3 separate regions of the Mus musculus genome follow, and all the other regions are linked to region 1. Evidence: chromatin loops called from intact Hi-C (ENCODE). Cell type or tissue: heart. All regions are shown on one strand. Links, peaks and the distances in the headings refer to the core of each region. The heading gives the core; the rest is flanking DNA.

Region 1 (8,000 bases), core at 1-8,000:
CTTCTCCCAGCCTCCGCTGTAGAAATCCTCGCTGCACCTCTGTAAAGCCTCAGAGTTGGAGGCAACTTACTTAAAACAAATATACTTTGAGGTGATGTTATTGCTTATATTTTATTATATAACATGTTATCCTCAGAGTCCCTTGAAAATAACACTCCCATCATTTGGTGAATTTAGAATGGCTCTTTTCATTTTAGGTTGAAAATTTCTTCTGTATGGGATCTCCGCTAGCAGTTTTTTTGGCATTACGCGGCATCCGACCAGGAAATTCTGGAAGTCAAGACCACATTTTACCTAGAGAGATCTGTAACCGCTTACTAAATATTTTTCATCCTACGGACCCAGTGGTGAGTTTCAGCATTAGCATGGCTGCTCTGGGAGAAATCTTGCCAGGGACTCTGAATTAACAAGGGAATTTATTATCTGGCTCATTGGGAAAGGTTATATCTTAATATTTGCTCATTCAGAGTTCATGAAATAAAATGTTAAGAGAGGATCTTCTATTGTACTGGTAACATCAGAGACTGGAGAGATGACGCAGTTGTTAAGAGCACTTGCTGTGCTTGCATAGGCCCTGGGTTTGGTCCCCGTCGTCCATATCAGATGACTTAAGTCCAACCTCAGTGGAGGCCGTGCATGCGCATGGTGCACAGCCACATAAAGCAACCTCTGATTAAACAATACATTGTGAAATAATATCCCTGGTCAGCGCTACAGGAGACAAACATCTGCTTTACGCACTGTAAGCAATTCTAATTTTGATGGCCTAGGAACAGGTAAGTCTTACCTGCTTTAGAGGCTGGCAAGAGAAGGTGGGAAAGGCGCTTGCCACCACACCTGTCAACTTGAGATTACTCCCCAGCACCCACGTGATGAAAGAAGGAAAGCAGCTCCCAAAAGTTGATCTTTGTCACCCATGTGTTATAGTACACAAACACAAAAATAAATAAATAAGACAATATAGTTAAAATGTCCTGCTTTAAGTAATGTTTTTCAAAAGCATGCTATAAAATTGAGATGAGTCTGGCAGATTCTCTTAAACCAAAAACAAGAAAGGAGGTGAAGTCGTGTATTTAGTTGAGTGGAAGTGTAAAGTACTCAAGCTTTTCAATTTTCTGCTAATTTTGTGTCTAAATGTAAACACTTGGAGATCTAATCCAGGTGTAAATAGCGAGAGCTGAGAGGACGTTCATAGACAAGACACAGGCTAGAGTACGGCTCAGTGGCCAAATGCTTGCCTAGCTTGCAGGAGGAGTGTGGTTCCACACCACACAGAGTGAAGACGTTTGTGTACATCGTTAGGGAGAATGGTTAGTACAGCACACACACACACTCACACACAGTAAAAGGATTTTAAATATCTGAAGTTAGCTTTTATTTTACAAAGTCACATGTGTGTAAACTTACAGCCACCTCTTGTAAGCGAAGCTGAGGCGCTGAAAGCACCGGGATGATAGCCTACATGTGTTAGAGGCTCAGATGCAGACTGCAGGCCTGGCAGTCCCTTCAGAGACTAGCATGGCCGTATGTTTTACTCCAAGCATGAATTCTGTCTTCTTTGTGCATCTCACATTTAGCTTTTCTATGTTTGGTGCTGGGATTTGAACCCATCTTCACATGTTCTGAGTGTGCATCCTGCCAGTCTGCTTTTTCCTAATGCTTTCTTAATGCTTGTGCAGACCTGCTCTCTTCTTCCTATAAGAGAGCGCCGAGATCTTTGTGACGTATTAAATGGCAGTGAATTGCTAACAGCAGTGAGAATCTGCACTACGGATTCTCAGTAAACACCACACTAACGAGCGACTTGCTGGACAGCAACCTTTCCTTGGCTTTCAAGTTAGGCTCTTATTGGAGTCACGTGTTTGACCTTATTTACTAAGGTCTGGGCTGTCCTCCACTTCAGCTTTGTGAGTCTGACCTTATAACAAGACTCATTCTTTTCTTTTTTTTAAGATTTACTTATTTATTTTTATGTAGCTGTACAGATGGTTGTGACCCTTCTTGTGGTTGTTGGGAATTGAATTCAGGACCTTTGCTCACTCCTGTCTAAAGATTTATTTATTATTATAAATAAATACACTGTAGCTGTCTTCAGATGCTCAAGAGGAAGGCGTCAGATCTCATTACGGGTGGTTGTGAGTCACCATGTGGTTGCTGGGATTTGAACTCAGGACTTTCAGAAGAGCAGTGAGTGTGCTCTTACCCGCTGAGCTATCTCACCAGCCCAACAAGACTCATTCTTGTTTGATCAGAATACAGTGAAACCGTCTTTCTATGAAAACAAATTAATAGACAAAGATAACTCATTTTTTTTATTACTGTTCTTTTGGGTTTTTAATAATCTCACTATTAGGGACGTGTAATTACACAACCTCACATAGTAACAGTGAAAAATGTTTTTCAGATAACCATTTTTTAAAAATTCTTTCTCACTTTAGAATAAACATTTTACTAAAATCCAGGAATTGTGAATTAAGGTCATGTTTCTTTGCATTCTTAAAAATCTAGGCCTACAGATTAGAACCGTTGATTTTGAAACACTACAGCAACATTTCTCCAGTCCAGATCCACTGGTACAACACTTCAAACCCTCTACCTTATGAGCATATGAAGCCAAATTTTCTCAACCCAGCAAAAGAACCTACCTCAGTTTCAGACAGTGAGAACATAGCAGCTATCCCAAGCCCTGTGACCTCCCCCGTCTTATCTCGGCGCCACTATGGAGAATCTATAACTAACATTGGCAAAGCAAGCATATTGGGTAATTCTCTCATTTCTTACCTATGAATGTAAGTACTTTATGTGTAAGTATTAAGTTGGTTGGAAATGCACTGTTAGAAATCTTCCACCTGTCCATCTCCTGAATTAGCGTCTTTGCTGACTGAAGCAGATGCTCTGACATCCTCTGACTAGATTGAAGAAAGGACGGGGCTTTCTGCTGCTCCTTATAATCTTGGCTCTGTGACTTGCTGAGGGAGCCTTTAAAATGCTGTTGTTTTTATTGCTCTTGTGCATTCTGGGGGCATCAAGGTCTCTGATGTCCTCTCAAAGTGAAATTGTTTAGTCCTTTCGCTTCCTAAGGCAAGAGGGATATTTCATCTCTCCTTGAGTAACTTCCTGTGCCAGCATAGAAATTGGGTATTTCAATTGCATAGCACTTGAATGTGTCCTTTGTTTCTGAGTGAGTGTCCTTTATCTAAGTGCCACAAGATGGCACTCTAAGTAGGCCTTAGCTACCAAACTTACTTGCTATTTGACATCATGCGTAAAGGTTACTAATGGCATTGTATAGCATACATTTAGTAAGACATATTCCTATTAATAGGTAGATGCCCCATGTCAACCGCATGGGTCTCTTGTTAGAAGTTTTAATCTTGCCATAAACCTCTGTAACAATGAATATTTGAATAAAATAACACCTGGGTTGCTTTGGCTATATGTTCCTGTATCTGTATTCCTAGAATTTATATTTTCCTTCTTTTAAACATCATTCTTATTTAGAAACCTACAGTAGAAATTGGAATATTTTTAGGTCCCCACCCTGAGAAAGTCCCTCAGTCAGTCGGCTGTGATTGCGGGTGCTGCTCCCCAGGGTGCTGTGAGCGGAGTCAGTGGAGTGATTGCCTTATTCTGTGACATGCAGGGGCTGCTAGCATTGGAAAGGGCCTTGGAGGAATGTTGTTCTCAAGATTTGGACGTTCTTCAGCATCACAGCCGTCTGAGCCATCTAAAGACTCACTGGAAGATGATAAGAAGCCTTCAGCTTCACCCTCTACCACCACCGTGGCAACGCAGACCCTGCCGCACAGTGGCTCCGGCTTCCTCGACTCCGCATGTCAGTCCTACAGTTCTATCCTTGAGCTTTTGTGCCTTTGTCTCTGTAGCTTTTGATGGGTGGGCGGGGAGGGCTGGGCGAGCAGGGCCAGTAGTGGTCCCACTCAAGTCTGAAGTCGTTGAAAGGAAAGGTAATGTGAGTTTTAAGAATATTTTCTAGGCAAGTGTAGTTTTAGTATCTGCGTTGACAAGTTGCTAGATTATAACCAGGACTCTCTGGCACGAGAGTCTAAATTATCAAGTACAAGACAAGTCTCTGGGGTAGGCAACCCTAGCTTGTACAAAGTACATTTTTATTAATACGCTCACCAAGGTTTAAGTTTCCAGTCACTCTAGATGTGTCCTCTGTCTGACACACTGCTCTGTCCTGCAGCTAACCACACACTCCTATGCAGCTTTCTGAGCCCTCCAAGGCTGAGGCATTCTCTTGGGCCCCACTGTGTGTCTTCTGTCCCTGCCCTGTTACCAGTAGACAGTAGGGAGACCTGTGAGTAGGTGCATGAAGCATTAAGGTAGATCTCTTGTTTCCCAGTAGACTTAAGACTTTTTAATCTGGCATAACTGTAAAGCACTGGTCTGTCGGTGAACTTAAAGTGCCAGGTAATAGCACAGACACTTTGTGTCTTCCCGTCGATGATAAGGAGAGACAGACTCTGAAGCAGCCGCTTCCTTTCTGTAGCTAGCAAGCGGGAATGGACTTCTCCAGTCCTTTTAACAGACTCCACCGCAGCTACCAGGAGCACCGTGTTCTTACTGTGTCTGCCACCCTGAATTCTGAAACAGCCATCAACCAGAACCGGTCTGGGTGGCATCCAAGAGGCTGCCCCACTCCTCCACACACATAGTCCACTCCAGGGTAACTAGGCAGCAGGGCTAGGCGTTCTTATGTGGGCCAACAGCATCTGTCAGTCCTTTCCAGTGCTAAAAAATGTGTTTGCAAGTCATTAGGGCCATGTGTAAACAATTCTTTTTAGATGTTGATATTTGTATAAAGCTCATTTTTCTTCTGAGTTCTTACACTGTTTTTTTTTTATTTTTTAGTTAGAAACATGATTATAAATGTATAAACTTTAGTGGCATGCAGAAATCAAAATAGTTAACTTCTGAAAACAGTTATTTTGGAGGAATTTTGTAAGGTGGCACTAAGAATTTACAGTTCTTCATGGTCTTGTCAGTGCATGGCAGTGATGCTGGTGAATGGGAGGGTGCACACTGGGGACAGACACTCCCGGGAACAGTTGAGACCCCAGCAGGAGTGAACACATACAGTGTCTGAGCAAAGAAAACCCCGGTCCGTTCTGTATGCTGCTACAAATGTAAAGATCCCTCCCTCTCTCCCTCCCTCCCTCCGCAGTGGGAGCTCAGCTGAACAGAACTCACCACACATGTCCCCTCAGACCCAGACCCAGTGTGTGCTGTGCATGCAGCCTGCGGTCCTGCTGGGCTACACCCCAGCCGTGCTGTGTCATACTTGCATGTAAATGCTCTGCCAGTCTTCTTGTTAGATTTCACCTGTAGTCTCGACAACATCTGAGATATCTATGAGTCTGTTTCATATAGTCAGCTCTAAAGAGATAGACTAATGTTAGAGTCAGGCCCTGACAGTGCGCGTCTGTCTTCAGTCACTCTGGGTCTGGGTTCCTGATTCTTAGACTTGCCTCAGTAGAGTTCCTTCTGTGTAATCCTGACTTTTATGCCATAATTGCTGACTTGCAATCCTGAAACTCTCTCTTCCTTAAATCTCTGTGGACCCTGGCTGTTGTGATGAGGTTCTTGGGCCTCCTTCCTCCTCCCCTCCTCACACTGAGTGCCTCAGCTTTCTGGATAGCCTTCATCTGACGCCACTGTCTTTGAGTCTCATTGTCTGAGGGTAAAGAGGATACAGACTGAATCCATGATCAATCCTGTTTTCTCTGTGAAGAGTAAGTCCTGTCAGGTGTCCTTTATTTTCATCGACTTGACACATCTTGCACAGCTATCCTTAATTTCTTCTGAAAAGACAAGGCTTATCTTAAAGCATTTTATGGTTTCATTTCTTGTGCTCCTGCCGGATTTTTTTTTAGTTTGTTTAGGGGAGGGTTGGTTGGTTGTTTTTGTTTGGTTTGGTTTTTGCCCTGTAGGTTACAACGTGAATTAGCACTGAGTTTGAGGAGTATCTGAGCTTATTAACAGATTCTGACATTACACTTGAGAATTGAACTGTGTCCATATTTTCCATGAAGGAGCTCTTGACAGAAGCCTAGAGGTGCGCTCCTTGTGGGCTAGGCTTAATCAGCCTATTTGGAATGTGGTTCTTAACGATTGGCCACTGCAACACTGAAGGCCATTTGTAACTATCAGCCTTGCCTTTACACCGCGTATTGTTTGTTTTTCTTCACAGATTTCAGACTTCAAGAATCGTTCTTTTATCTCCCACAACTTCTTTTTCCGGAAAATGTAATGCAGAGTAAAGATGATAGCCTCGGTATGGTATATGTCAGGAGTGGCACTCAGCACCCTGAAATGCTCTCCTTAGAGGTCTGCTCAGTGAGAAATGGGATCAGCTCTCTGCGAGCTGCTTCAGTGCTACCACAGCAGACTATGTGTGTGTTCTTGTCTTCAATGGTAGAGTTCATGCCCACTTCAGATGCTAAAAAATAGACTCCTACCAAAGAGGGACTTGAGAGAAGAGAGGGCATTAGGCCTGTGTCTGTCTTCTATATTGTCCTCAGGCCTCAGGCCCACTGTTCTTTCCACGTCTGTGCTTAGCATACAGTTCCCTGCCACAGAGAACCGCATCACTTGTACTGGTGATGTCTAACATCAGCACCTGGACTGGGGTCTGCCCTAGCTGACAGCTCATTCTACACAATGCTCAATGTCCTTCATGGGGTGATGAGGGCGGGGGGGGGGATATTTTTAAATGTAGTGATACTGGTGCAAAGCTATTCCCAGTCTTCATTTCCAACATATCCTGAATCTATCACCAAGGACTAATCTTAATAATTACTTTTCCTACTAACTTCTTATTTCTTCTAAATTTTCTATATTTCCTCTTTCGTGTTTTTCTTATTAATAGTGAATTCTATCTTTGGTGTTAAAAAATGTGTTCAGGGTTTTCTTTGTAATTTTACCCACCTTTAAATTTTTGTGCATCTTTTTCAGTTATCAAAAAAGATTGCTTTGTATAGTTCCGAAACAGTGGTTGAGGATAACAAGCTGGCTCCTTTTGTGCCTCCAGAGCAGAGTTTATAGTAGCCAATCTCAGTGAGTTCCCCTCAAGAACTTATCTTATGTAAGGATCTCTCCAACTGGTAGTCATAGACAAACAATTCCACTAAAATAACTCGTGTTAAGCTAGAGAAACAGCTTAGCCAGTAAAATGTTTATGAGAGAGCCTGAGTTCAAACCTCAAAGCTTACTTTTTAAAAAGCTGGGCACTGCAGTACACAGCTGTAATGTCATTGGGGTGGAGACGTGGGACTGAATCCCTGCACCGCTCTGGCCAGGCTGGCCCAGCCAATGAGATACACTGTCCAACCAAGAGACAGCCCTGAAGGACTGCCTCCCAGAGCTGCGGTGCGGCCTGAGCATACGCGTGCATCTGTGTTAAGGCACGGCTGCTCAGGAGCAAAGGGCTTTGTGTTTTGTTTTTTTTAACAGATTTTACATTTAGGTATCTGAAGCACAGAGAAAGAAAGGAAGGTGGTTTTATTTTCTCCTTCCCCCATGATCCCAGAGGGCTAGAGAGAGGAGGAGAGTCCATCTCCCTCTGCAGTCCCAGCAAGTCTGGGTGTGATAATGCCAGGACAACTGGTACACGTGCATCAGAGCCTGCTTTGACCATGGGCATGTTGTACAGCCGAACCCAGTGGTGCTGCCGTGTAAACCTCTCCCGTAGAGATCCTGTGAGCCACGTGGAGAGAGGATGGGACACAAGCCCACTCCACTCACCGCTGGCCTCCCTCCCTCCCTTCCTTCCTTCCTCCCTTCCTTCCTTCCTTCCTTCAGAGCCAGCAAGACGTGAGGCGGCTGCACTGAGGGCCCAGAGGACGTTGGCTGGGGAAAGCTGGCTACCCTAGCACAGGTGGAGCCAGTCTAGGTAGCAGCTAGTGTCCCCAGAGGTGACAGGCATGACAAGAGCACAGAATAGAGTAGATAGCTCCATGATGACAGCAGTCATTTAG
Region 2 (10,816 bases), core at 1,403-9,402, 50 kb after region 1:
TATATGGACTCTCGAAGCTCCTATCCTATTTGCCCAAGTCTGAATCCCACAGGCCTCTGCTTTGATGGCCCCTCTTTGCTACACATGCTTTTCCAACACTTCAGCTTCCAAACCTAGGGCTCAAGGAACATAGAGGAAGAGGGGTCAGAAAGACTGTAAGAGTCAGAGCGCCAAGAAGTCTGCTGTAAGGCTGCCTCTCTAGAATGAGATGCATTAACCAGAGAGGGAAACAATGAGAAAATCAATCAATACACATGATAGGAAGGCAGGGGGAAATCTCACAGGACCCCACTCCCACACAAAGAACTACAGGCAATTGATGACAGCTGAGAGAGACAGGAAAAGTTAGCCTCCCCCACAAAGGAGCCTCCTGACTGATTATCCAGGTGGTCAGCCCTGAAATCATATATACATGAACAACAAAAATGGACCTGGTAGGGTGTGTGTGTGTGTGTAAAACAATAATATTCAAAGGAAAGAAGCAATCAGCTTGAGAGAAGGTAGGGACATATAGAAGTTGACAGGAAGGGAGGACACAGAGGGGGGCTGGAGGGAGGAAAGAAAAGATGGAGGTATGATGTAATTATATTTTATTTTAAATTGGTAACTAGTAATTACATTTTTATTTAAAAACTTTTAGATTCACTCAAGTAACCGTGCATGCTATAAAGAATAGTTAAGAGAAACGTAGCTGTCAGCCTGTGAGGCTCACAGGAAATGGCCAAGGGCAGTGTCTACAGAAGTTGGTACTGGCGCTGAGATGAGCCGGATGGAGTTGGTCATTCAAAGAGCTCAGAGGAAGAACTGTCCGGGCCGACTGACTGTGATCAACAGTTTGCTTAACCCATGTAACTCTTCCCATGTAAGGTCAAGGAGAACCCTGCCTACTGACGGCTGTACCTGACAGGGGCTTACAGTGAGTATGTCTAACTAAAGAAGGGTGAGGGAGGGGATTATGAGTGCAAAGGTGTCTTGAGAGCCTGATTTGAACCTGGCCTTGAGATACAATTAACCTTTTTAAATTTGGATTTTTAAATAGGCAGTGCATTCTCTTAGGTTGAAGCCAGCATGTTTTAAAATGTATGTGACAGGGCTGGTGAGATGGCTCAGCAGTTAAGAGCACTGACTGCTCTTCCAAAGGTCTCAAGTTCAAATCCCAGCAACCACATGGTGGCTCACAACCATCCATAACTAGATCTGACGCCCTCTTCTGGTATGTCTGAAGACAACTACAGTGTACTTACATATAATAAATAAATAAATAAATAAATAAATAAATAAATAAATAAATAAATGTACATGACAACACCTGCAGCAAATCTGTCTCCAGTTTCCCAGCTCCTACACTCCACAGGGAACCGCTGTTTTCTGTTCCTTAAATACACTTATTTCCAGAATGAGTTCATGGGAGTGCAAACAAATTGCCAATATGCACTCTCCCATTTCCCCTTTATTATCAAAGCATGGAATATTTTCCCAAATTTTGCTTTCTTTTATTAATATGTTAAAACCTCTTGCCTCACCTATTCACTTTCTTTCTTGTTTTTCTCATTCTTTTGTTCACCTGTTGCAGTGATTTGTATATATGCTCAGCCCAGGGAGTGCCACTATTTGAAGGTGTGGCCTTGTTGGAGTGGGTGTGGCCTTATGAGTGTAGGCTTTAAGACCATTGCCCTAGCTGCCTGGAAGTCAGTACTCTGCTAGCAGCCTTCAAATGAAGATGTAGAAGTTTCAGCTTCCTGCACCATGCCTGCCTGGATGCTGCCATGTTCCTGCCTTGATGATAATGGGCTGAACCTCTGACCCTGTAAGCCAGCTCCAATTAAATGTGTCCTTTATAAGAGCTTGCTTGCTCTTCACAGCAATGGAAACCCTGACTAAGACACCTGGCCACATATAATTCGTTTAACCTCAAGATTTGATACTTCATTTCAAAAAAATTTTTCTTCTCTAAGCCAACCAATAAATGATATTTACTAAAGGATAAACTCATGTTGGATCATAAGTCAATGGCCTAAAAAATTATCCAACTTTATGAGTTCATTCCTGGGCATGGATCCATAAGAATACTGGCTGATATAGCAAAATATGAGTTCATTTCAACCGAGCAGGCAGCGTAAGTGTAAACGCTGCAAGGTTCGCCAAGGTCATTTGGACAAGGCATTCTGGAGTTCCCCCCAGAAGACGTTCAATCATTCTGGTCCTTCTGAGCATCGAGAATAATTTTACTTTTACCTAAATGCTAATGCAGCACAGTTTGCAAAAGGCTTGTGTGCTCAGCAAGCCTCCATGTCACTAGGGTACCAAGGTTGTTCCAGGAGGGATGCATTGAAGCTGGAACTGGAGAAGCCGTCGGCAACCATCTCAGCCCTTGGGAGGTGGAAATAGGAGACTACAGAGTTCAAGGTCACATTGGGCCACACAGGAACTTCAAGGCCAGCCTGGCCTGCATGAGACCATGTTTCAAAACACCCCCTTCCCCAAACAAAGCAAAACTAAGGTCCTCCTGGCCAAGAAAACAGTGTGTGGGATCCTCTGAGTTTATCTTGCACATGTCTGCTGTTGGTGCTCCATCTGGCCCAAGGGGAAATTCCACCCAGCTGTCCCCTCCCAGTAGGCTTGATTGGCAGGGTGCCTACCTAGTGAGGAGAACTCTCAGGCATGGCATGTGCTATATTTGCCAAAGGACAGAGCATCCGACCAGCTGGAAGGGGCCAGTTTACATTCTGGAACTTACTAGAAGCTTTATAAGAACACACTCAAATACAGACGGACAGGTCTTCATGAAGTTCTGCAGCCTGGACAGGGACCAGACTCAAACAGATCCCGTAAGACACAGAAGCTCTGCGATCAGAAAGACTAGACTTCATGCTCTCAGAGGTGGGCCCAAGTGAGCATGCTTAGTGTAGAAGGTCGGAGGGGAGAAGAGACAAGGGAAAGAAAGAAAGAGGGAGGAGAAGGGAAGAAAAAGAGGAGGGAGGAAGCAGAGGAGGGGGAGGGAAGCAGAAGAGAAAGGAACAGTTTTGATCCTCAGTCTTTCTAACCCTTTCTGAGTTTCTAGTAATGGCATATATCATGTGTGTTTTATGGACTTCCAGAAGGTTCTCCAACTCACTCAATGTGGCTTTGCTGTTTACCAGCCACTAGTTTGGGAACTCCAAAGTAGATGAACATTTAGGACGGTTATTTGGTCAAATTTTTGAATGACATGGCCGTTCTCATGTGTGGTTCATCCTGTCTCAAGTGACCCATGAGTCTCTTCCAAGAGTACCCCAGTACCACTTCTGGGGGGGCAGAGCCATGAACAAAAACAAAAGATGTGAGTTCTGCCCATTTCCCTGTGGAAGGATGGAGTGTGGGCGAGCCACCTCCAGTGACCAATGGTTGAACATGAGTTAGTTTAATGAGCTATTGCTGGTCCTTGTCTGGCTTGTAGCCCTAGTGAATTCCTGTTCTGGAGAAAGGTTTATCTAACATATCTGAGACACATTAAGGCATCAGCAGGTAGCTCTCTCTGTGTGTTTCCCTCCCTCCCCCTCCTCCTTCTCTTTCCCCCTTCTTTCGTGTGTGTGTGTGTGTGTGTGTGTGTGTGTGTGTGTGTAATGCATAAGTGCACATGCAAATACAAAGAGCTAGCCAGCACTGAGCCTCCCACAGTCAGTCTCCCAACCAGAAAACCGTCACCGTCAGGCCTTTATCACACCTCTGACCTCCACTTGGTTTCAGCCTCTATGCAGATGTGTCCATTCCTTAGAATGTTTTCAGGTACCATTTTACTGTCTGACATGCTCGCTCTCTCTCTCTCTCTCTCTCTCTCTCTCTCTGTGTGTGTGTGTGTGTGTGTGTGTGTGTGTGTGTGTGTGTGTGTGTGTGAGAACTCCATGGGAAATACTTAGTCTACGCAGTAAGTATTTTAGTTGTCTAGGGTTGTATTGTTAGTATCTGGAACCAGCCCCAGAAAGGTGCTCCCTAGTGAGGGTGCTCTTCCAATGAGCATGCTCTCAAGCAAAAGTGCTCCCATTAGAGGGCGCTGTGCTTGAACCCGGGAAGTACTTATTGTGTGGTTAGCAATGATTTCTCTTAGAATTTAGTCCTGCCAATATATCTGCCCGCAATATGTTCCTCTTGTTTAAAACTGTGGTTCAAGACAAAAATGGAAGTTTGGGGTAAGTATTTTTTTTAGGAAATGTTTTATTTCTTGTTCCCTTTCCTTTGTGAGGACTTCTGCATCTGTTTAGAGAATAGAAAAGTCAGACACCGGACGTTAAATTTGAAGCCCTGCCCCGTGCTTGCTGAGTCATTGCACTGAACTTTAGGGCATTCCTGAGAGCCTAAAAATGGGAACAGTCACCCTCTCACCCTTCATGCAGACAGATGTGAAGTCGTCTTTATCTCGGTTCTCTTCCTCAGAGGCAGCCTGGAAGCAACAGCCTCCTTACCTGGTGTCTTCCTGAAGCAAATCAGGAATCAAGTGCTTCGGTGGTCCTCCGGTCCGTGGGAAGAAAGCGCTTCCTGTGAGCGCACTGACCACAAAGCCGGCAGGTGCATGGGGGCTCTCAGTGCGAACCTTGTGTTCTCAGTGGCGGTTAAGTGTGTGTCCAGCAAACAAGAGGATGGGGGAGGAGCCATGTGTGTGCGGGCTCTTTGACTGATTGCACGTTTGTGTCCTGATTGGGAAGGCAGCCTCAGTGGACCTTTTCAAGGCACAGCATCTCCTCCTGGATATAGAATAGCGATGGCGATTGTCGCTGAGCACCTACCTGCCTAAGAACTGTGAACAAAATTAAACTAACTTTCTTGACCTCTGCAGCAGACTGTACACCTTATTTTTTATAATTCCCGCTTTAATAGCTGAAAGTAAATACAGCGAGAGTGTAGATGGATGATCCTTTTATTCCCTGAAATTCCTGCACTCAGGAGGTAGAGGCAGGAGGAGCAGAAATTCTACGCTAGCCTGGGCTACGTAACAGACTACCTTAAGCCATAAAGTAGTAAAAACCGGACAGGAAATGTTGTTCGGTTAGTAGATTGAGTGCCTACCACACACGGATTCCCCGGGTCCATCCCCAGCACCAGGTATGGTGTGGTGCACACCAGCAATCCTAGCACTGAGGAGATGAAGACAAGATCAGAAATTCATGGTAAATCCTCAGCTGCACAGCAAATCTGAGGCCAGCTTGGGGTGCATGAGACCTTGTCTGAACAACAATGGAATGCAGCTAAACAGACACAGCAGAGCTAGACCGATTCTTATTCCTATTCCTGGCACGTATCGCCCAGGCATACTAAGAGCGGGTGGGTGTCTGCCATGTTGCCCGCCGTCCTCTCTATAAGCTTCATTCAGGCCTATCCCCAGCGGGCTCCCCCTACTGGTCAAGTTAGGGACTAATGGTACCAATAAGGGCGGTAGTTAGAACTAACGGGGAACGCAAAACTTCTAAACGCAGAACATAATGCATTCACATGCCATTTTCCTTCACCATTGCTGTTCAGTTAGGTTGGTGTAGCTCACTGTTTGTTGCCTATTATTTACCAAGAGACACTCTGCCTGCAAGCCTCAGCTCGCTCTCTGTGCCATTTAGTTTCATTCGCTTGATCCAAGCGAATCAGCTGTGAAGCAGGAACCTCAACTGAGAAAATGCTTATATCAGGTTAGCCTGCAGGCATGTCTTAGGGCTTCTTTTGGGGGGCCTGGGGGGAGTTGAGCCAGGATTTCTCTGTGTAGCCCTTGCTGTCCTAGACTCGCTGGCTTCGAACTCACAGATATCTGCCTGCCTCTGCCTCTTGAGTGCTAGAATTAAAGGAATGTGCCGCCGGCGCCGCCACCACTGCAGCCGCCGTGGCCACCTCCTCCCCCTCCCCCTCCCTCTTCCTCCTCCTCCTTCCTCTTCCTCCTCCTCTTCCTCCTCCACCTTAATGATCTAAGTGAGAAGCCCCCCACCCCTTTGGGCAGTGCCACACCAGAACAGGCTGTCTTCGACTGTGGAAGAAAGCAAGCTGAGAAAGCCATGGAGAGCAATTCCCAGGGTTCCTGCCAGCAGCCTTCTTCAGGGGTCAGCCGTCCCCTGCTTCCGCTGCTGCTTTGAGGTTCCTGCCTGATGGACTAACCTGTTAACTAAAATTAACCTTTCTCCTCGAGTTGCTTTTGGCTAATGTTTTATCACAGCGAGAAAAAAGCTCACTGGGACACTTTCCAACAGTGTGGGAGGTTGCACTAAATAAACACCAGGACCTTTACCGAAATTTGGCATCGGTGAGCACTGAACACAGGCAATGTGATGCAACTATTTTCCAGAACAGGTAATGCGGTGGCCTGAATATCTGTAAGGCCCCCATTCATGCAGGTTTAGCATCCCCAATCTAAAAATATAAAACTAAAAATGCTCTGAAGCTTGAAATTTCATCTCAAAACCACGTATTCTTGGTCTTATCCTGGGTGTGGGAGGTGTGCAGAGATCGACAGCTTGTAAGCAAATATCTCAAAATCTAAAGAAAGAGAAGAGGGGAAGGCAGAGGCGGAGAAGGACACAAAGGGAGAAGAGGGGAGGAGAAAGGGGGAGGAGAAGGGATGTAAGAAAAGGAAGGGAGGCGGAGAAACAAACGTTTTTGGTCCCAGACACTTCAGATGAGGTTTTGAACTGTGTCGAAATTTAATCCACAGTATGATAATGTCAAAAGGGCCTTTAGAAAGGAACTAAATCATAAGAAGTCCATCTTGGGGCTGGATAGATGGCTCAGCAGTTAAGAGCACTGACTATTCTTCCAGAGGTCCTGAGTTCAATTCCCAGCAACCACAGGTGGCTCACAACCATCTGTAATGAGATTTGATGCCCTCTTCTGGTGTGTCTGAAGACAGCAACAGTGTACAATAGATAGATAGATAGATAGATAGATAGATAGATAGATAGATAGATAGATAGATCTTAAAAAAAAAAAAGTCCATCTTACCGGATGAGGTTTAGTGCCTTGTGAATGAAGTCCCAAAGGGCTTCCTTCACATGTCTTACCCAGTCGCTGCCCCACATGCAAAGAATGGGACCGGATCAGATATCAGTTCTGCTGGCACACTGACCTTAGACTCCCAGCTTCCCAAACTATGGGCATAGACTCCTGCAAGTACTAAATTACTCAGTCTGAGGAGCTTTGGTGCCACACCTGGAATGTGCTAACACAGAAAGTAAGCAGAACTTACAGCAACCCCTGGGAACTGGATTTTTATAAAGACTAAAAAGCAAGAGGGATGGCGCCCAGCTGTTTATGGCACCTTCAGGCCCACACACTCTGGAAACCTCACTCGTTGGGCCAGACATGTTCCTGTTTCCTCGGATCCTCTGATCTGATCTTTACTTTTTGAAGAGCCCCGTGGCTCTTTTCCATGTAGCTATTCTTTCTGCCTGAGTGATTCCAAAATATCTTTGTCTTTCATTTATGTATGTAATGTTCGCATTATCAAGTTACTATGTCTATATCATGTAATTGTATGTATGTCTGTATATATGTATGTGTGTATGTGTGTATATATATGCATGTCTGTATGAGTGTATTTGTGTATATGTGTGTGTGTGTGTGTGTGTGTGTGTGTATGACTCACAAGTGGAGTTGCAGCCCTGCTATGTCCTCAAACTTCAGACCTACAAAGACAATGCCTCTTTTTGTCCTGAAATGTGAGGGTCATTTACACATATTTGAGAGAAGACTAAGAACAGTGCAGGCAAGCTGCTAAAAGGAGGAAAGTGAATATGAAGAAGAAAGAGACAAGACCCATGCCCATCAGTTAAGGGTCCAAGAGAGCCAGCAGACTGGCAATGAAGGTGGGCAAGCAGTTGCATAGGGCAGAAGGGGAAGTGAGGAAGTCCCAGGCTTATACCTCAGGGTATGCATGCTTAGGATTTGGGCCAGTATCTAAAGAAGGGCTAAAAAGGCAGAAAGAAAATGTTTCACCTTTTGAGCTAGAACTCAGAAAATCAGGCTGGCTTAGCATTCAGGCTTTGTGAGCCATTGTCTCAAAGCCATCTTAACCCAGGGGAAACTGGGTGTTTCTAAGTCACCACCCCAGACTCAGCATAACAAAACAAACTTGAAGTCATTTCTTTCTCAAGACCTAATATAGGTCCTGATACCACTATGTTAAGAAGACCTAATGCAGGTCTTTCCACTTGCCCAGCAATCCTAGCTGAAAGCTCTGGTGGCTTTGTTTCATTTCCACATTTTTTTAAGATTTATTTTATTTTTATTTATGTGTATGCGTGTGTATCTGTGAGTGTATGCCATATGTGTGCCATTGCCCTTGGAGGCCAGAAGAGGGCGTCAGATCTCCTGGAGCTGGAATTACAGACAGTTGTCAGCCACCAGATGGCATGCTTGCCTTGTATGGGTCCTCTAATCTGCCACTGATTTCTGTCACTTCAGCCACACAGGGATCATAGATTCTCTGCCCTTGACACCATCTTGTCTCCTTTGCACAGGCATCCATCTGGGTTTCCTAATGTCCATTGCCACAGGTCACCTGTGGGCGCTGGCAATGAGTGCCCTGTTCCCTCAGCAACCTCTTGGGACTCTTGAATGAAAACAATCTCTCTGCACCTACCCCTCCCTCTTACCATCCTGAAGTTCAGGCTTCTTTGATTCTTTCACATTTGCCTGTCCAGACTTGTTGTATAACTTTCCCTTTTTCATTTTCTCTATTATTATTATCATCATCATCATCGTCATCATCATCACTGTTAGTGGGGAGGCTGGGAGGCAAATACCATTACCTGTTAAACCATCTTTCTGGTTCATAACCATCTTTTTTTTTAAAGTAAGAAATAAGTTTATGAAGATAATAAGAGACTAGAGGAAATTATAGGCTTGCAGAAAAGCAAGGAAAACCATTGGTTGGGAATATTAATTTCTTTTCGCAGACTAAGGAAATAGGCTGCCCCTTGGGCTGCTGTTGTTTACTAATTCCATATTTGGAAAATTTTACCTTTCACAGAGAGGAAGCACTTCATCTCCAAGAGAACAAAATAAATTTAAACATTTGGATTGATTACTGGAAACACTCCCTATCTGGGAGAGAAATATTGAATTATGAAATGGCCTCCTCTGCAAACTCGTGAGAGTCACCATCCAAAATATTAAAAATTAAATCAGATAAAACATTAGCTGGGCCTAATGTAGGAAATGATCCTGTTCTGGTTTGGGGGAGACAGACTGGAGACCTATCGGGGCTTTTCTATTATTTATTGTAAAGATTTTTGCCAAGAAGCAAAACCCACACAGCAGGAACTCCAAAGTTGTCATTCAGAGCTCCTGAAAAGCCAAGTTCCCAGGTCCTCTGTAACTCCCAGGGCACTGGAGACCTCTTCTGACTCCAGTAGGCACCAGGAATATACATGGTTCACATACATAGGTAAAGGCAGAGCACTCACACATAAAATAAAATAAATAAATCTGAAGGAGGAGGGTTAAATAGAGAGAGGACCAGAAGGAAAAGCACTGTCACACAGTGAAAACTCTCGGATGCTCTGTGGAGGAAACTGATTAGAGAAACCAGACAATGTTTGAAGGAGGGCAGGAGCTGAGAACAAGAGGTAGCTGGTGGATACAGGTCACTCAGGGCCCCCGGGTGCCATGCTAAGATTCTCATCTTTCTCCCAATAGACTTTGAGTTTGTTGTTCCCCTGTTTGTTGGGCTACAGTGTTGAGAGCATTAGAAAGCACAAGAGCAAGTGTGGGGACTCCATCAAGCTGCCTCAGCTAATGTGATGGGTGGTAGAGAGGAAGACGGAGGGATGGAGTTGGTAAAGGTGTAGGATTAAAAAAAGAAAATGAACAGTCTTTAGTAGTGGAGTAAAAGAGGCAAGAGGTATAGATTGTATCAAAAACAACTGTGTGTACAGCCTGGCCTCTGACACAGGACTGAATGGTGTATGTGTTGAGTCTGACGCTCATGTGGCTCCAGTAAGGGACTGAGTGTGTGGTCCGGTTAATCATGCCTGCTGGTTGACTTTGGGGGATGGTTAACATGGAGCTGGGGTTTGGCACCATGGGATGACATCCCTAGAAGAGTCCTTTGAGTGACAAGAGAAGGAAATCTTCAGATAGTGACTTGAGGACTCCAAGCAAACCTGCCATAATGAGGAAAAAAGGTCTGAGAAGAACCGAGGGAGGCCAGGGCACACAGTGATGCTGGAGCCAACAGACTGCTGTGAGGGAAAAACGCCTTTCCGTACCAAAGGTTGCCAAAAGATCCAAGAAAATGAGAGTTGAAAATTCCCTTTGCGTCCTCTGGGAAAAGCCACCATGAGGTTGGCGCTGACGCTGGCAATAAATTTCCACTGTGTGTATGCGAGCACGCAGGGAGAGCAATGAGACTGAAAGAGCAATGAGGCTGGGTCAGCACCACCAGGGTTGACTACTCAGGGGCAGTGGGGAAGGGTGCAGCACAGGATTCATCAACATTACATCATTTAAATTGTTGGCTGTTTACATAGGGTTCGTGTTGTGTCTGAACTCTGAATGATCAGACCATGCCGCCCCCGTGTGCTGGGTTGTCAGCAGGACTGTCCGAAATAATGGCAACTGAGTCTGAACAGATGCAGGGAGAACATTCTATGTGTCCGTTACCTGCCTGAAAGTTGCACACCTTTACCATGGAGACAAGAGCGCACTAAGATCCATATGTGTAACGCAGTCCTTACCTTCTTTTAGCTGACTATTTCTGTGACTCTTACTCATTTGAAGACTGTTGAAAAAAAAAAAAGCAACACTATTAGAAGAAAATTTGCTTAAAGATTTATCAATCAGGGCTTTCAAGAGTAGCAGAACTTAT
Region 3 (10,816 bases), core at 1,095-9,094, 61 kb after region 1:
CCGTATTTCCTCCGATGGGAAGTAAGTACCTATGTCCAGCCTCTGTAATGCCACTTTACAACTTGCTTTCCTGGTAAGGTACTTTCTGTGACCCCCCCCCCCCTCCTCGTGCCTGGGATAAAAGTCTTCCTTCCTTCCTTTTTTTTTTTTTAAGATTTATTTATTTATTATATGTAAGTACACTGTAGCTGTCTTCAGACACTCCAGAAGAGGGAGTCAGATCTTGTTACAGATGGTTGTGAGCCACCATGTGGTTGCTGGGATTTGAACTTCAGACCTTCGGAAGAGCAGTCGGGTGCTCTTACCCACTGAGCCATCTCACCAGCCCCCTTCCTTTTTTTTAAAATACCAATTATAGTGGCTTTTAGGCAATTCGTGATTACTCTATTAACTATGTCTGTGGGGTAGGGAAGAAGTTGATTCAATAGTGCCAAAATGGTGGTAAGGAGATAGAGATATGAGGGCATAGACAGAGCCATAAATGTCTCTGGGAAGTTTGACTGGGAAGGAGAGGATGGCTGCAAGGAATGGGAAAGGGCGGGGCATTCTGAGCCATCCTCCCCTCTTCCCCCTCTTCCCCCCCCACCCCGCTTCCCCCTCTTCCCCCCCCCCCCCGCTTCCCCCTCTTCCCCCTCCCCTCCCCCTCCCCCCTCTCCCCTACCCCAGACCTGGCCCAAGAGGGAGGGAGGAGCTGAGCATAGTACATGCTGTGAGGGAAGGATCACCATGTCCAGAAGAGACTCGGGAGTCCCTGAAAAAGAGTCCAGAGTTCACAAATAGAGACCAGGAGGGCACGGGATGCAGCTCCAGGTGGACCAGCTTCTAATGGAGATCTGGGTGCCTCTGCACTGCAATCCTCTTAGGGGCTTGAAAGAGAGTTGGTAGAGCAAGGCAAGCGGGCTACTTCCTGAAGGCTTCGGCTTCAGTGAAGCACAGAAGTCATTCGAGGAGAAGCATTTAGGCTGTGTGGACAGGGGGCCAAGGTTGACTACTGAAGGGCAGTGAGGGGAGGGGTTACAGACCCATACCTATGAGGACATTAAGGCAGTACACAGCTTGTTTACAGCACAACATCAGAAGCAGCACATTATTGAATATTCATGTGGCTGGAGAAATGCATCAATATTTATCTGTGATGTTTATGTTCTTGGATCTAATGGCCCTCTAAGAGAGTTTAAGTTTCTTGGAAGCATAGACCCAAGGCAAGGTACACAGCCGGGGGGTTCTTTTACTTACCCTCTTTCGATCTTTTATTCATGCAGTAAATATTTATGGAGTATTAGCCATGTGCTGGGCACTGTACTCAGTTGGAGTGTGGCTATGAAGAGCCGTGCCTGTGGGATAGAGGGAGATGCCTTTCTTCTAGGAGCTCAGATTCTGGGTTCAGAGGTGAGCAAACAAACAAAGGCATGGTGACTGCATGGTCGTCTAGGACAACAGAAGCAGGTGGGGAAACACAAGGTGAACAGACAGGAAGGACCTGCGGCTCCTACTGAGTGTGCTGCCGTAGAGCCTTCCAGAGCTGACTCACACATAGCCAGAGAGGATCCAGGAAAGCCTGCAGGCAAAGGGATGGTGTGTGGTAAGACAGAAAGGCAAGGAAGCTTGCGCGATGTGACACAGACAGCAAGAGATCAGGAGGTCAGTTCAGGCTGGATCACGTGAGGCTTTTCAATGATGGCTGTCATCTGAAGCACGCAGAAGGCGGTTACTGTGAGAGTTACGGATTGGGAGGATTGTTCTGGGGACTGGGTAGGAAGTAAACTGGAGGGACATTGGAGAAAGCACATTGGAGGCTACTGAGTGCACGATCTCGATGAGATGACCTGACCATAGCTTAAACTATAGAGGGACGGTGGGGATGGAAAATGGAGGCTCAATTTGTAATCTACTCCAGACACAGACTAGCAGAACTCAGCGTTAAGTGGGTCACTGTAGAAGGGCAGAAAACGAAAGCAGAAGACCAAGCTTGCCTCCTCATTTTTAAGTTACACAACAGAGTCGAAGGTACCATTTGATGATACGAATGATACAGACATTGGTGAAGAAGTCCAGAGTCTCACCCTGAACAGAGCACTCTGAAATGTTTCCCGTGGGTCTGAGATTCTGCAGCATCAAGAGCGGGTCTAGACAAGAAACCTGGGGCTCAGCAGAATGGCCATCTTCAGCCTCTAAACAAGAAAATCATCTAGAGAGAGAATTTTAAAGAAGAAGATGGCACAAAAAAAAGAACCTGGAGCTGGGTATGGTGATGAGCACACCTTTAATCCCAGCACTTGAGAGGCAGAGGCAGGAGGATCTTTCTGAGTTTGAGGCCAGCCTAGTCTGCTGCCTACACCAAGGTGGAGGTACCGGGTGATATGAGAAACAGTTTGAGTGGGATGGTCAAAGCAATTGTCAAAGGTGAAAGCCTTCTATTGTAACCCCTTGTAGTTCTTAGCTAAGACTATAAAGACTATCAGAAGCAAAAAGCAGGATTATTAACACCACACTTAGTGAGCATCACACAGAAGCCTCCTGAAACACCTCCAGGCAGAGCCTCAGAGCTCTGGCTTATACAACAACTTCCAGCAAGATCAAGAAATTAGAGTGGGGTGGTGGCATATACTTGTAATGCCAGCCTGCAGACATAGGAGGATAGCGTGTGTTACCCAAGGGACAAAGGCAGAAGGGTTTTGAGTTAGAGACCAGCTACATAGACAGATCTTTTCTAAACAAACAAACAAACAAACAAACAAACAAGCACTAGGGGTCAAGAGATGGTTCAGCAATTAAAAGCACTGGCTGCTCTTCCAGATGACCCATGTTTGAATTCTAGTATCTACAAAGTGGCTCATAACTGTCTTAACTCCAGTCTTAGGGTACCCGATGCCCTCTTTTGGCTTTCATGGGCACTAGTTACACACACAGTGCACAGATATACATGCAGGTAAAACACACACAAAATAGAATGAGGGCTGGGAATATGTCTCGGTGGTAGAACACCATTGAGTAGAATGCTACTGTTCAGGACACCTGGTTCAATCTCCAGCACCTGCCAAAAAGAAACAGCAGAGACATGGAATCACAGAGGAGAACAATTCTAGGCTCCAAGGGTCTGAAATGGTGGGAAGAAAATGAATGAATAAAATGTATTTTCACACCCTTCTGTTTCCAATGTAGAGCTGTCACCTGGCCGGGAGAATTTGTATCCCTTTGTGTCCTGTCTCAGGAGAAAGGGGGAGCAGATGGAGCCTTTCTTCTGCTTGCTGTTTCTCCATTGCCTTCAGCTCAACAGCAAACTTTAAATTGAAGGTGATACGTTTTGGTTTCTTCACAGCCAATTTGGGGCCGAAATGTAAACAGTAACAGAACTGTAGGGCCCCTGCCACAGCTCAGCAGATAAAGGCACTTGTTACCACGCCTGACAACCTGGGTTCCATCCCTGGGACTCACATCTCAGAAAGAGAGAATGACCCCTGCCAGATTTCCTCTGATGGAAGTATAGAGGGCATGCTCGCGCATACAGAGGTTGGGAGGGGGATAAAATGTAATATAAATATGCTTTAAAGAACTGAGAAAGTAGAGATGCCGCATTCCAGCATGCCATCCAAATGGTTTCATGCTTACAGGACCATTATCTGTGAAGGAGTACTGGAAGCATGCATGTGATCAAAACATACTTTCTCTCTCTGCTTTTCAGCTACAGATGACAGAATCTGCACACATAGCAACGGGGATGATCAGAAGCAGCAAACGCAGTCATGTGGGGGTAGGTCATCCAAAAGGGAACGACATCACAGGGAAAAGCTCATCTTTTCCCAGTCTTTGTTATGGTAAAATACATATAATACATATAACACTAGCAGCTCCATCTTCTCTGCTTTTTATTATTTATTATTTATGTATTTGGGCTTTAGACATGGGGGAGGTGGAAGGGGGTTGCACATTCCATAGACGCACAGGAAGGACAGAGGAACAACTCATGAACAGATGGAACTCATGACATCAGACTTGATGGCAGGTTCTTTACCTGATGAGCCATCTCACCAGTCCCTGGCAGAGAGAGGGAGGGAGCGAAGGAGGAAGGGAAGGAGGAAGGGAAGTAGGAGGGGGAAGAGAAGTAGGAGGGGGAAGAGAAGGGGGAAGAGAAGGGGGAAGAAAAGGGGGAAGAGAAGGGGGAGGGGAGGGGGCAGAGAAGGGGGAGGGGAGGGGGAGGGGAAGAGGAGGGAAGAGGGGGGAGGGGGAAGAGATTCTCACTATGTAGTCCTGGCTGGCTAGGAACTCTCTATTTAGACCAGGCTGGCCTCAAACTCACAGAGATCTGCCTTTCTCTACCTTCCAAGTGCTGGTGTTAAAGGCTGTGCCACTACACCCCAGGCTTTGGCTAAATTCCTTGTTTGTTTGTTTGTTTGTTTGTTTTTAATTTTATGTGTATGGTTTTTTTTTTTTGGTTTTTGTTTTGTTTTTTTTTTGCTGCAGTATGTCTGTGCACCACGCATATGCCTGATGTCCACAGAGGCCAGAAAAGGGCATCGGATCCCTTAGAACTGGTATTACAATTGGTAGTGAGCCTTAATGGTGTTTTTAGATTAGTTCGAATAAGAGCAAAGCTTCAAAGTGACACCTCCCAGGCACCAGATGGCGCTGTTCAGCTGCTGGGACGTTCTCTGTCACCTGAGAAGCCTCCTTATGACCTAGCAGATTAAAAACAACAAAACACTTTTGTCCTTGTAAATTGGCCTTAGGGCAATTGGAATCGAGGTGACTGCCTGGCTTGGCTTTCAGTGGCCCTGCAAATCCTGCTTTGGGACCAACAAAGGGTGTGTGTGTTTGCAGAGGACACAGTAATAACAAAGGACAGAGCCAGGGTGACCATTTTCTCAGAATGGAGACTTAGGCCTGCCAACCAAACTAGGAGAAACCGACTGCACAATGAATAACATTGGGAATCAGGGCAGAGCCTAGCCCATTTATTAACATGAATCCCTGACTGGGGTGCAGTTCCTGTTGTAGTGTGAAGGCAGGTCCCTAAGCTCCTAGCCATTCACAAGTAGGGGCCCTCCTCACTGTTCCCAGGCCAGCTTCCAAAGGCCAGGCACATTTGCATGTGTGACGTCACTGCCGGCTTTCGTTTAAGGGCCTCTGTCCTAGTTGTACTGAAATAATCTTTCAATCGCATCCTTCCTTCCCTTCTTACATCCCGGCCCAGCTCTGACCTCCTGGAGGAAGTCCATCTGAGCTGCACAATAGCCCAAGGAGCCCCACCCTCCCATTGGCTAGTAGCCACTGTATCTGTTTAAATGTGTTTATACTCTGGTTTGCTCTGTCCGGAGGTGCCTTTCCACTGTCAGACGTTTGTATGTTTCCTCTGGCTTGCCAGGACCTCCCCTATACCTCCCCAAGCCTTAACTCAAACTCAGGCTTCTTTCGGAAAAGCATTTTTTTACTCCTGTTCTGCCCCCAAATCCCCATCTTATTTCTTGCTCAGCTTTGCCAAACAAATCTCCCTTGAACATTTTGCTTTTCTTCCGTCGGCTCTCCAGTTATCTCGGGCAGTGTACTGCTTTCTCCTGAACCTCGAACCTCACAGCATCATTTGATACCGCGGATGGCATTTCCTTTCTTGAAATGGATGCGTGATTTCTACTTTTACCTCTCCTCGCCCCCACCCCTGCCCCCACACCTGACATTAGACTGACCTCATTTTCCCCCAACCCTTTTGGTCCTTTCTTCTCTGTCTTCAGTCACCTTGAATGACTCTTGTATTTTTCTTGCTTCTGCCTTTGAGAGACTTCAAGGAGCAGTGTCATTTGGGAAGGTTAAATCATCCATTAGGGTTCACCTCTACCTTAATGAATTTCTTGTGCAATTTGATCCTCTCTCAAGATTACCGGGCATACTTATCTAACTGCCCTGCAGAATTTCCCACTGGATAAAATACTTTAACCTCAAGTTCAACATTTCATAGATAGGTAGATAGATAGATGGATAGATAGGTAGGTAGATAAATAGATAGGTAGATAAAGATGGATAGATATGATTACTTTATATATATATGATATATCTAATATATCTGATATATATGATTATATATTACTTTATGTGTATATATTGTCTGCATATATGAATGAGCCCCAGATATGGTCTGCATATATGAATGAGCCTGATGCCTTCAGAGAGAGGCCCTCCAAAGTCTGGGAATGAAACCCAAGTTCTCTGCAAGAACAGGTCTTACCCACTGAGCCACTGCGTAAGCTCCCTAGTTTAACCTTTTTTTCCCTTATGAAATCTCTTCAGCTTCCCCCAGCACCTGAACTCTCTCAGTGTCTCTTTCTCTCTTCAGTGACTCCATTGCTCTCATCATCATCCACGCGTGAACATTTCGAAGCATTTCTATTGTTTTCAAACCCAAACTCCATTTTCAGTTCTTCCACCTGCTAGCTATGTGGTCCAAGGTGAGTGATGTAGGCAGATAGATAGAGAGAGAGAGAGAGAGAGAGAGAGAGAACACAGCACATATTACACTCTGAGTATGAGTTCTTAAAGACGTATTTATTATATGTATGTACACTGTGGCTGTCTTCAGATGCACCAGAAGAGGACATCAGATCTCATTACCATAGTTGTGAACCACCATGTGGTTACTGGGATTTGAACTCAGTACCTTCGGAAGAGCAGTCAGTGCTCTTATCTGCTGAGCCATCTCTCCAGCCCCGAGGGCTATCTTTCCATCCTACCTACTAGTAAAAAGATCTGAGTTCAAGTCCTACCTGGACTACAGAACAAGTTCAAGGCCAGCCTGAGCAATTTAGTGAGACTCAGACTCTAAGTAACAAAAACAACAGCAACAACAGAAAGAAAGCTGAGGATATAGCTCAGTGGTAAAATGCTTGCACAGCAGGTCTGAAACTTCAAGTTCAATCCTCAGTATGGGGAGGGAAAAATCAGGTTACTTGGAGGGATGGTTCAAATGGCACAGAGCACCTCCTGATAGCCACCGAGGTTGTTTGTCTCTGTGGTCTGCCCTACTCTGGATATTCCATATAAATGGAACCACGTATCAGGCTTTTGTGTGTATCTGGCTTCATTCGCTCAGAATGATTTCAGCGTAGCATGTATCAGTGTTCCATGTGTATGTGTAATGACCAAGATTGTGTTAGTTACTTCCATCTCCGTGTGACCAAAGTATGTGACAGAAACTTAAAAGAGGATTGAGTCTTTTTTTTTAATTAGGTATTTTCTTCATTTACATTTCAAATGCTATCCCAAAAGTCCCCCATACCCTCCCCTGCCCATGCTCATGAATTGGGTCTTTTTAAGCTTTTTTTTTTTTTTTTAAATGTGTATGGGTGTTTTGCCTGCACATGTGTCTGTGCACCACAAACATGCCTGGTGCTGGAGCTACAGATAGTTGTGGACCTTCATGTTGGCACTGGGAATCGAACTCTGATCCTCTAGAAGGCCAGTCCATACTGGGCCATCTCTCCATCACTAGGAAGGATTAATCTTGATCAGAATTTGGAAGTGTGGGGAAGTCTTGGTGGATGTCCTAGTGGGGAGCAGAGATTGATGGAGTTGTGTGTGGACTAGAAAGCAGAGTGCGGAATGACAACTGGCTGAGGGGCTGGTGAGATGGCTCAGTGGGTAAGAGCACCCGACTGCTCTTCCAAAGGTCCAGAGTTCAAATCCCAGCAACCACATGGTGGTTCACAACCATCCGTAAAGAGATCTTACTCCCTCTTCTGGAGTGTCTGAAGACAGCTACAGTGTACTTACATATAATAAATAAATAAATCTTAAAAAAAAAAAAAAACTGGCTGAGGCTGTGTGTTTGGAGGTCCACCCTGAATGGCTGACATTAACCAGCTAGGCACTATAACCCCAAAGTTCCACAACCTCCCAACACAGTGCCACCAGCCTGGGATCAAGTATTGAAACATCTGAGCCAACAGGACAGTTCATATTTAAGCTGCAACAGCAATCAATCCCCGGGCCTCAACAGCAATCAATCCCCCGGCCTCAAACGTGGCAGACAAAGTGTTACATTGTTGTTGTTGTTCTTTTTGCCTGTTTCTCCTTAGTTGAACCATATTCCTTTGCATCGGCCAGGTAGCAACTTCCCATCATGGAAGAAAGGAGCTCATGGGGCCTGAAGGTTTATAATACAAGTTGAGAGGGGGGAGTGGGGAGGGAGGGAGGGAGGGAGCGAGGGAGGGAGGGAGGGAGGGAGGGAGGGAGGGAGATATGAAGGGAGAGACAACCCCTCCCTCACGCTCCTATAAATGACCCTGTGAACTCATTGGGTCACACAGGCACTGAAACATGGAGGTAGAGAGGACATAGGTTGTGTAGATGAAGAGGTGCCAGAAGTAGAAGGGACAAGCAGAGTAACATGCGTCTATGAATACAACCAAATTGCATTGTGAACGTGCAGGAAAATGTCAACCCACTATCATCTATAACTAATATATACTAATAAAAACATTAACAATATGCTATTGCCTGGATATACTGTTTTTTATGTATAGATTCATTATTTGTAAGACATTCAGGCTATTTTCGTCTTTTAGACATTAGGAGTATTGACATGCAAGGCTTTTAGGGTTTTGAGGTTTTTCTCCCCATTTGTTCACAGTGCTCAGAATTAAATGTAGAGCCCAGGAAAAGCAAATGCAAGCACACTGATGCTGAGAGATGCACCCCTGGCTATGGTAGACACGTTTTTATATATTAAATATTGTATTATATATCCAGGAGTAGACTTTCTGGCTTATATCGTAACTTCTTCTTATTATTATTATTTTGCTTTTTTTGGACTACTATAATGAGACACCTTATAAATAAGAGAGTTTCTGGATGCTGGAAAGTCTATTTGTGTCTAGTAAGAACCCCTTTTGTGTCAGGCATGGTGGCACACGCCTTTGATCCCAGCACTTGGGAGGCAGAGGCAGGCGAATTTCTGAGTTCGAGGCCAGCCTGGTCTACAGAGTGAGTTCCAGGACAGCCAAGAATACACAGAGAAACCCTGTCTCAAAACAAAACAAAACAGCAACAACAAAAAAACAATCAAAAACAACAACAACAACAAAACCCTTTTGTTTCATAAAGGTGCATTCTAGCTACATACATGCATAAGAGCCAATGACCTAATCAAAGGGAGCCCTTGTGGTCCCTCATCTCAGTACTACTACTTTGGAGGTTAGGTTTTCAACTCAGGAATTTGGTGGATAGCTTACAATAAACCTACTTTTAACTTTCTGAGGAACTGCCAAGTTGTTTCAAAGCAGCTGGCCATTTTGTATTCTTTTCAGCGGTGTGTATGAACAGCAGTTTCTATAGAGATGGGGGGTCGGGTCTGGGTAGTGCTGTGAAACACTCATGATGACTGTAGCTGTGCTTTCCTGCAGAGGCCTGCATAAGATAGAGCCATCAGCTGCTGGAGACATGGCTCAGCAGTTAAGAGCACTGACTGTTCTTCCAGAGGACCTGTGTTCAATTCCCAGCAACCATATGGTGGCTCACAACCATCTGTAATGGGATTAAATGCCCTCTTCTGCTGTGTCTGAAGAGAGCAACGGTGTATTCACATACATTAAATAAATAAATAAATAAATAAATAAATAAATAAATAAATCTTTAAAAAAAAAGATTGAGCCATCAATATTTCATCAACAATCTTTGGGGCATGGACCAACCATCAGGCCCTACCCTCAGCTAAGGAACTATTGGTAAATAAAGGTTTCTAGAGAGGGAGACTAATTTTTCTTCAGGGTGTAGCTACTGGTGAATTGTCCATGATCCAATAAATAATCCCACACTCATGAGAATTTAAGCAGCCCTCCTCAAACTTAGTAAGAGAGTAGAAGGAGGATATGTTAGAAAGGAGGAATTTCAGATGGAGTTGAGGGAGATATGAGAAGGAAATGGCATAAATGTGATCAAAGAATGTTATCTCCACATTGTCAAATGTTATGCACACACACAAAGGCTTTATGGTACTTCCAGAGCCTAGCCAGCATGTCCTATTGCCATCTTTTAAACTGTAATTGTTGTAGTAGTATGGAATATTAGCTCCTTGTAGCTCTGCTTCGCATTCCTAGATGACCAATGACACTAAGCATCTTCTCAGATAGTTACGGCCTTTGCTCATTAAAAACTATTTCTCTCTTTCTAGGGGTGGGGCACATGCCATTAATCCCAGCACTCAGGAGGCAGAGGCTGGTAGATTTCTGTGAGTTCAAGGCCAACCTGGTCTATGTAGAGAGCTCCAGGCCAGCCAAGCCTACATAATGAAACCCTGTCCAAAATAGAAAATAATAATAAAAAAGCAAAATAATAATAATAATCTATCTATCTCATATTACTGTAACAGGTTTCTGTATAGTCGAGATAAAATTCCTTAACAGACATTATTTGCAAGTACTTTATAGGGTTTGTTCCCTACATTAAACAATTATTGTATATGTGCCTGCATCTATATCTGTTCACCATGTGTGCCTGGTACCCACAGAGGTCAGAAGACCAGAGATGCAGATGGTTGTGAGCCGCCATGTAGGTGCTGGTAACTGAACCTATGTTGGAGCACATGCTAAGCGAGTGTTCTGCCATTGGCTTGCACCGACCTGTCCCTTACATTGTGGTAAAACCCAATTCACCCACTTCCCTTTGTGATTTATGCTTTTATGTCTTCCCTGGCAGGCTTGCTACTTTATCCAACATTATCCAGGGCTACTGTTGGATTTCCTCTCAGAATGTTATAGTTTGATGTGATAGTTTTAGAACTGAAATTTCAAGTCTACAATCCATTTCAGCTTAGTTCATGTTTTGTGTATAG

Evidence for each region. A loop is a pair of places that touch in the nucleus more often than their neighbours do. Peaks named below come from ENCODE experiments on the same cell type or tissue, not always from the same donor. Only the 100,000 strongest peaks of a DNase experiment are listed, where the experiment ranks them.
Region 2: a loop joins it to region 1, with 3 times the contacts of the local background. A loop is called at or near these places in 11 of 42 quality-filtered maps.
Region 3: a loop joins it to region 1, with 2.7 times the contacts of the local background. A loop is called at or near these places in 4 of 42 quality-filtered maps.

Annotation. Positions count from the first base shown.
Region 1 is chr14:45,597,400-45,605,399 of GRCm38, reverse strand. Ddhd1 (DDHD domain containing 1) reads left to right here. Exons shown (of 14, transcript NM_001042719.2): 10 at 198-347; 11 at 2,509-2,761; 12 at 3,644-3,835; 13 at 6,215-6,298. Among named protein-coding and RNA genes, the nearest start is that of Gm41145, 19 kb to the right of the region's middle. In heart, for the core only: a CTCF peak has its summit at 3,207 (motif pointing right); no DNase peak of the experiment used is centred there; H3K27ac peaks cover 333 bases.
Region 2 is chr14:45,545,842-45,556,657 of GRCm38, reverse strand. 4930527F14Rik (RIKEN cDNA 4930527F14 gene) reads right to left here. Exons shown (of 7, transcript NR_045809.1): 3 at 10,686-10,729. LOC115488341 (a long non-coding RNA gene) reads left to right here and starts at 2,465. Exons shown (of 3, transcript XR_003951188.1): 1 at 2,465-2,880; 2 at 4,411-4,514; 3 at 10,479-10,499. In heart, for the core only: CTCF peaks have their summits at 5,367 (motif pointing left) and 8,276 (motif pointing right); DNase peaks (open chromatin) are centred at 2,607 and 6,137; H3K4me3 peaks cover 649 bases; H3K27ac peaks cover 547 bases.
Region 3 is chr14:45,534,210-45,545,025 of GRCm38, reverse strand. Gm46452 (a long non-coding RNA gene) reads right to left here. Exons shown (of 3, transcript XR_001781252.2): 3 at 6,358-6,423. It overlaps Gm41144 (a long non-coding RNA gene), which reads left to right and starts at 1,627. Exons shown (of 4, transcript XR_003951187.1): 1 at 1,627-1,641; 2 at 3,163-3,751; 3 at 6,326-6,437; 4 at 9,390-9,456. It overlaps 4930527F14Rik (RIKEN cDNA 4930527F14 gene), which reads right to left and starts at 1,316. Exons shown (of 7, transcript NR_045809.1): 1 at 1,237-1,316; 2 at 669-751. In heart, for the core only: a CTCF peak has its summit at 4,614 (motif pointing right); a DNase peak (open chromatin) is centred at 5,145; H3K27ac peaks cover 1,488 bases.